Linked DNA regions of Mus musculus: region 1 is linked to region 2. A link is a contact called in ENCODE Hi-C or POLR2A ChIA-PET data. All regions are on one chromosome and are shown on one strand. Each heading gives the region's core, a stretch centred on a gene start or an enhancer-like site at or near the end of the contact. The rest is flanking DNA. Distances are from core to core; before and after follow the strand shown.

Region 1 (4,033 bases), core at 473-2,972, 73 kb before region 2:
GGTGACAGCTGGTCCAGCTGTTTGTTTCAGGGGCATGGCTGCTATCAAAGGGGCTGAACTAAGGGGTCGCTTAACTATGTCATTGCTGTGAATGGCTTGGGTACACAGGACACACAGCTTTAAATAACTCAGACTGGAGGCTTCGCTACCCTTTTTGTTTTTTCCCCACTTTCCTCGAAGAAGATTTAACCCCCTCCCTCCTCCCCAAGTTAGAAATGCTGAGGCTTGTTTCTATCAAATGTGATCATGGAATGAAGCCTCCAGCACAGGACTCAGCAGACTTAGATGGCTGTCACTCCCCACTCGGTGGCTGTTTCTAGTGCCTTCTGTGGAGAGTGGCAAGGTAGGCAGTATTCCAAGGTCTCTGGGATGAGCCTGACCACAGGATGGCCTCTAGCAATATAGTGACAGACTTTGGTTCTAGCCTCAGTTTCCCTTCTGGGGAACCTGTTGACGGATTTGTGAAGGCTGGTAGATTGCTTTACAACCCATATGGTCTCTATTGTAGCTTCTGCTATTGTAGGGTGAAAACAACTGCAGCCCATATATAAACAGATGGCTGTGCTTGTGTTCCAATAAAACTTTATAAAAACAAACAAAGAGCCAGATTTGGCCTGTGTGTCTCATTGACCCCTGAACGGAATTATTTCCAAGGCTGGTCTTTAAGTGGAAAAAGTCCTGTAGAGAGTGTTTAAATAGAAGTAGATAGAATATAACCCGAGGTATTTATAGACTAACCAAACAATACATTGCTCACAGTAGCAAGCGTGGTATATAGTAAGCAAAACAGTTGTCACCACATTACAGTTTATTTCTGGGACTCGTGATGCAGGGATAGTGCGTCTTGATTGGAGACTGCATTCTTTATTTGGAAAAGGGCACTATTTATAAGCTAGAATTGTCGTCCTATGAGTAAGGCCCAGAAAAACTGAATAAGTTACTTTCAGTCTTCCTGTCCCAGGCGGGGTCTGAATGATCCAAACTCATGACGTTCAAACCTTCATCTTAAGATGGTTTTACGGTGTGTTGATGTTTCTGATTTACAGTTACATGTGTTTGGTGCTGAGCTCTTAAATACATTTTAAAATGTGCTTTCAAAGATGTCAAGTTAGACACATGGCATCTCCAGGATGGATGTGGATGGTGGGAAAGAAGTTGTCCAAGCTCACACAGCCAGGCTGGGTAGAGCCAGGATAGGCCCTTGTGGCACGAGCTAGGCTCTCTGTGCTCTTGATAAAACCCTGTCTGCTCCTTGGGCAGTCAGCAGACTCTCATGCACAGGGAACAGGGCTTATTCATTTGTCAAAACCCACTCATCTCCAGTAATTTATTTAACTGCCTTGGTTTTTTGGTGGACATTATCTGTGTTTGTGATTTCATACATAACAGCAATGATGTATATAGACCATTCCAAAAGCTGGCAGATGACTGATGCTCTGATATGCTGGAGCAGAACGACTCCAAAGAGCCTATCTCTTAACAAAGTGCCCTGGGCTGCAGAAGCCCTCCTCCTCCTCCTCCTTCTCCTCCTCCTCCTCCTCCTCCTCTTCTTCCTCCTCTCCCACTCCCCTTTGGGCCCCTTCTTCAAGTTTCATTCTCATACTTACATTCATGATAGAAATTTGATCAAAGAGGACTGGAAGCAGAGTTGACCCCTCTGCCTTGTGCTGGATGGAGAAGAAAGTTTCCCACTTCTCAGCTGCTCCCGGGGCGAGGCGCCAGGGCAGCTCCAGTGGCCAGCTCTGCTCCCCTCGGCTCCCTAGGTGATGCTGACTTCACAGTACTCCAGTGAGAGCCATGGAGGCTTCCAATTATACTTCACATGGCGAGCTGTGTAATTAGTTTGGAAGACTTATGCTTAGTCATTGGTTTATCCTAATCGGCTTTGGCTTTTCCCAACAACAAAGTGAGCTCATTTTGCTGAGCTGAACCGACTCTGCACCCTTTGTCTTGGTGTCCATTGTCTCTCTCCTTTCATTCTGTCTTACTGCCAGCGTTCTGTTTCATTAGGCCGGCAAGTCATTTCCAATCCAGTGGGCTGCTACAATCCAGCCTTTTATCACCCGCTGCCCTGGTTCCCATGTCCCCTCTGGGCCTGGGCCTGAGTCTGTGGCTTGATATGAGGGCCTTAACCCCTTCGTGGGCTAGCTGGTGGTGGTGATGGTGAGGGGCAAAGACAGCAAGGAAGGATAGGGTCTGGGAAGTTATAACTTCCTGGCTTCCAGGGAAGGGAGCTCTCTGGGAAGATCGTGGGTGGGTGGAGTGCTCTTAGCACCTTCTGTAGGAGCTGGGCTGTGTGAGGGGCTGAGAAAGTTAGCTAAGGCTCCAAAGAGTGATTGGTGTTTGAAAACTTCATAGGAAAAACAGTTGGAAACCAGAATGAACTGGCTTTTTCACATAGGAATCCCTCCTTTAGTCCACTGATGTGGGGGCTCTGGGAGTGCATATTTTGAGAGTGAAAACCTGGTGCCTGCTTTTTAGCCCCAGGCTGTAGTAGGTATATGGAGGTGTGGCTGTGGCCTCTGTTTGGATTCCTTTTGATTCAGAAAGTGTGAGGAAAGTCTTACCTAGAAGGAAAAACAAAACAAAACAAAACCCCTGGCATAAAGCCTTTGAAATTGGAAAAGCAAGGGATTTGTGAGAAATAAAGAGGCAAGTTACCATATTCCTGAAAGTGGACTGTGATCCTGGGATAGATTTTTTTTTTTTTATCACTTCCAAATGTGTGGCACAGATAAACAGCTCTGTACAGTGTGTGATTCTCTCAGAAGTAGCCTGGAAAACAAAAATCTGTGTGTGTCCTTTGTGGCTGTCTCTGCTCCCACGGGGCCTTCATCCTCTGAAGTGGTTTGCGCAGGTGGGCTGGCAGGAGGGAAGGGGGCCTCCTTGCTCATCTGCTTGGCATCTTCCAGAGCCCGGAGTGTTCCTTAGACTTGTAAGTGGGGCCAGGAAGACTCATTCCCTCAGTTCATGATCCTGAGATAGCCAGATGCAAAGCCAACCTTGTCCCCACGTCATTCCTGTCCTCTGTCTGGTTTGTGTTAATCCCTCCTTTCAGAAGCATATCTTATGGAGAAGAGGACAGGGGACAGGGGACAGCAAAGTGCTGCCTCATTTCCCACATTCCCCGTTTAGGCCCAGGTGGCAGACAGCATCACCACCAGTTAACAAGATCGCTATGCTGGCTGTAAATCCTCCCTGTGCTTGTGTCTTGTGTCTTCCTGCTCGCGTCAGCCTCCCAACCTTGTTTCTGCTCTGGCCAGTGGAGTTAGAAATAGATTCAGCTCCCTAGCCTCGCTTCTCCTAAATCTTCATGTTTTTGCTTCAAACAAGAATTCCTAAAATAGACAGAAGGTTTCCAGGAAGGCGTCCCATTTCCCTCTTAGTGTACAAAATATAGCCAGCTGTTAGGCAAAGGCATCAGACATTATTATTGTACCGTTAACAGTGTTTTAAAATATACAAATAGAAAAATATCCCCATGCCTTCTGGGTTCCAAGCTGGGCAAACTTTGAGATTATGTTAATCAAATGCCACGTTCATTTGCATACGAGGTATGCACTGGGCCTCACCCTTTGCTGCTTTCCTCTGTGGCCCTGCAGGGTTCAGCTTTAGTTCATTTGAAAGAAGGCAGGACCAGGGAGCTCCTGGCAGCAAAGGAGTTAAAGAGGCCTGTGGTGGGGATGGGAGCGAACGAACTGGAAGTACTTCCAGGGGGCTCACCTTCCCAGAGTCCTCCCGGAGGCCTCTGAAGAGGTCACTTACAAAGGAGTTGTTAGCATGAGAAAGGAAAGCTTTCTCTCCCAAGATGGTTTTCAGTGGGAACTGAAAAAGCACCAGAAATCATGGCCCAGGCTTGTGCCAGTGGGTGCAAGGGGTGGTTCTTCAGGGAGAGAAAGCACAGTTCATTTAGACTTGGCATAGACATCCGACCCGATTATTCTGTGGAGTGAGCATTGATATGGAGATTCTGCCCCACCCCCACCCCATCAATAGGACACCCATTACGTGGGTCATGTATGCTTTTCTTTTT
Region 2 (3,731 bases), core at 134-2,633:
CCCACAGTATCCTGAGGAGCCCACCGTAGGCCGGAGACTATGCCAGATACCGCCACCACGTAGTCCTGTCTGTCCTTGTTATCATCCAACCTTGTGTTCACCTTTATATGCTTGGGATGAGGGAAGACATGGGGACATTGGAGCCAGGATCTTGGGGTGGGGTTGACTTTTGTTCTGGGATAGCCCCATTCTGCAGATGGTGAAGACTTTGTAAGAAACAGAGCAGCAAGCGAATCTTCTTGTAAGGCCAAGCATCTCTTGAGGGGAGTAGGCAAATGGGCATTGTTGTTTTGGGAAGGAAGAGGAACTGGGTGAGCAGATAGGTACAGCAGGGGTAATTAGAATGCCCAACTGGTGGAAGCTCAGGAACGAGTTGTGTTGCCTTGACATCTAAATGACGGTGCCCCTAGCATCTGCCTCTGGGACACAAGTACGCGCCAGACCAAGAGCAAGTTGGACAGAAAGATCAAAGACCATGGAGATCCGTGGGCAAGCTCTTTCCTCTAACTGGTAACTGTTGAAGGTGTAGCTTAGAAGTGGAGCCCTTACCCAGCGCACCCAAGGTCCCACAGCTTCTGACACTAGCACAAGGAAGTGCAACGCACAAAACCAGCTCCAAGGAGGGAGTCACCCTGCTGACCGTAGAACATTCATGTGGAAGCATCCTGGCACTCAGTAGCTCCTAGTCCTTTATCTTGCTTGTTTAGAATGTCCAGCCACAGACACTAGCGATCTCTCTTTTGTTCTCCTAAACTCAGTATGTTTAGGACTGTTGTTGACACCTGAGGAGTTTGCCAAGTAAATTAGGCCGAAAGGCTCCGTCTTGGCTGGAAGCTTCTGTTCAGCCTCTCAGATCCCCTCAGGTAGGAATCCGATAGGTACCCTCTCATTGGAACCTGGAGAGTTCGGAGGCCTTTGACAGCCACCCTCCCTCCAGGAAGAGTGTGGGATGGCCTTTGCAGGGGAGAAAAACCCGGAGTTGGGGTAAGTTAGCTCACTCCAGTGTCCTGGGTTCTCCAAGGCAAAGAGACAGAGTGCTAGTATTTGGAATAGAACTCAGGTTTCAAGATGTCTCAGGCCCAGGATGACCGTGAGCTTTGAGAGCAGCCCATGGTGTTCTGTTTCTGCGGGACAGAATTGGGCACATTCCCCAAAGAACTTTGGTTAAATGTTTCCATCAGTCCCCGTTTCTCAATTCCAGTCTTCCAGATTGTTCTGAGTGGCTGATACACCTTGTGGGGAAGGGGCGGGGCTGCATTCTTCTGCCTCCACCGCCCCTGTCCTTTAGCCAAAGGCAGCAGCTTAGTCCTTGGAGCCGGTCACTAAGAAGGGCTCAGACTCTTTGGAGCCAGTGTGCAAGTTGGCAGTATCCTCTGAGCACCTGGCCAGAGCTCCTGGGGAGGGGTAGATGGGAGGTGCCACACTGCCCCTTGTGGACTGTGGTGCTCATAGCTTGTAGTCGCACTAGGCTGAAGGAATTCTGGGACCTTAGAGGAGTCTTCTGATCTATGCTCCTCCCATGTAGGGCCCTTAATCCCCCTCTTCTGTTTTCTTTTTCTATTCTGAGAGCTGGTTTAGGCTCATTAGAGTGCATGTTTAGACAAAGTTTCATGTAGGAGAGTTAATTCTCTGGTACCATGAGGTCCTAGGATGTGGTCTCTCCATAGCCACAGTACAGCACGTCAGTAGCCCTGCATCACTGGGAGCTTCCAGTGCAGCTAAGGTGGCATCAAGCAGCTAGGAAAACACTTGGACCACAGAAACAGTCAGCCTAGGGACCAGGGTTTGTGGCTGATCCTAGAGCACACTGAAATGTTGATGTGACAAGTCTTAATGCAGACTCTAGTAGCCAGAGGGTCTCAGTATCCTTCAGGGGTGAGGGGGTGTACCTTGGGAGGAACAAGAGTCAGATAGCACTGGTTTGGGGTCCATGCTATTATGGAGATGTATATGTACGGAAGCAGACACCAACAGCTGCCAGTTCTCCCTTCCAACTTGTGAGCCACTAAAGGCCACAGCAGACGGCAAGCCAGCATCAGAGCAGTGGTTGCTTTTGCTATGCCTCTGGTGACATATGGCACCAGTTCCCTCTTTGTCCCTGTTCAGCGTCTCTGGCCTGACAGCCTTGCCCCCTTCCCCTCTCTCTGTGATGAGCCTCGGTGCTGGACAAAGAAGAACCATGCTCTGAAAGTCACCAATTTTCTCTTTTAAAACTTTTCTCTCCTGGAGTGCTGTATTAGTATTGTAATTTGCTCTTGATACCACCTGAATCAGTTGTGATGAAAGGTTTTTCCTCCCTCCCCGTCTCCTCCCCTCCCCTCCCCGCCTCCCCGTCCCCCAGGTTTGCTCACAATAACACAGATGAGAAAAGATAGTTGTTCTGATATATAATGTTCGGAGTTGCTTAAATCCTTCATTTGTAATTCTCCCCAGCATTTCTCAGTAGAGCGAGGCTCCATCCCATCGTCAGGGCCTCTAATCCCCATGGAAAGCTAGTGAAGAATGTCAGAGAAATTCTGCATGCGCTCTGGAGGTGATGGGCAAGTGGAAGGCACCGTGGTATAAATTAATCCGTGTTATCCCTCCCCATGGTCATCTTCATGATGGCGTTGTGGTTTAGGGTGACCCCTCCTGGGCCCTTTAAGGTCAAGAAATCAAGAAGTGAGAACCTTATAGTACTTGACCTGATCAATACTCAGGATCCTCAAACAGATACCTAAGGGTTTGGATACCAGTGTTGGACAGGCACGAAGGGAAATCGTTCGGAGAGGTGTTACAAAGCTTGCAGCAGCTGAGTGATGCCCTGAGTGTATACTGTATGTATCTCAGCCCCATCCGTGGATGGGGGAATCCGCTGGGTTCTTCATCTCTGTTTTGGATATTTTTTGTTCACCTTCTACTTCTCATCAGTTTTCCAGTTTAGGGAGCAAAACTCAATTCTAATGCGATAGCTAGGACAGAAGGGTGGAGAAGTGAAGCCCCTCTTTTGGTTTCAGGAGAACTCCAGAAAAGCCCAGACTCTTGTTTTAGCTCTTGTCCCCCCCCCCAAATTCTAAGTGCCAGACTCGTCCTAGCTATGCCCCCCATCCCAGATTTCAAGTTCTGATTCTTGTCCCAGCTATGCCCCCAAATTCTAAGTGCCAACCAGAGGGCTTGAAGTACCATCTGGTACTTTGGAGTCCTGATAAATTACTGTCTTCCTCTCCTCCTCTGCCTGCAAAAAGTTTTAGGATTTGAGGGTGGGGTGGCCATTTGCACCTGTGAGGAAGGTGCAGGAATGACTGCATTATTCTAGGGCCTTCTGTTTGTCTCGTGTATGGTTATAGAGTTAATATGATCTGGTCATGTGGTTGGTGTGTAGGAAACAAAAAGGAAACTATGAATGAATGACTCCTCTGCCCTCACTTGCCACCCTGATTCCTTTACCCTCTGCTAGTAAGTGCAATGAAAATATCAATAAAGAGGCGGACGTGGCGAGCCCAGTGAGGAGGAGCATTTGCCAATGGACGGAGCTTGGCCAGTGCAGGACTGGGCAGATGGGTGCCAGCAGAACATGTCAAGACTCCTGTTTCCTTGTCCTCTGAGTCCTTGCAACCAGAACAGTTATTCAGGATCTGAGGCCACAGTCTGGAACTGACTGAAGCTCTGGCAGGAAGGAATGTGGTTTTCTCATCTGCCCGTTGTCATTTCTGAAACCTCTTCAGCTGTCCAAACTGTTTCACCCTTGGGAG

The links. Hi-C counts contacts between places; a loop is a spot of excess contacts on that map. ChIA-PET counts read pairs that join two places held with the same protein, here RNA polymerase II (POLR2A).
Region 1: a map of T-helper 2 cell shows a loop between it and region 2 (2.4-fold over the local background). The contact joins two enhancer-like sites. A Hi-C loop is called at or near these places in 2 of 37 maps with a recorded cell type or tissue (T-helper 2 cell and v-Abl transformed pro-B cells). POLR2A ChIA-PET finds 5 or more read pairs at or near these places in 2 of 5 experiments (Patski and embryonic stem cell).

What each region holds. Positions count from the first base shown.
Region 1 is chr11:88,583,263-88,587,295 of GRCm38, reverse strand. The region is part of intron 6 of Msi2 (musashi RNA-binding protein 2); the gene reads left to right. Among named protein-coding and RNA genes, the nearest start is that of 0610039H22Rik, 34 kb to the left of the region's middle. Within about 2 kb of position 1,722, at least 3 of the 3 ENCODE cell types and tissues checked have a DNase peak (open chromatin) inside an H3K27ac peak, as active enhancers do.
Region 2 is chr11:88,510,436-88,514,166 of GRCm38, reverse strand. All of the region lies in intron 6 of Msi2 (musashi RNA-binding protein 2), which reads left to right. Among named protein-coding and RNA genes, the nearest start is that of 0610039H22Rik, 110 kb to the left of the region's middle. Within about 2 kb of position 1,383, at least 1 of the 3 ENCODE cell types and tissues checked has a DNase peak (open chromatin) inside an H3K27ac peak, as active enhancers do.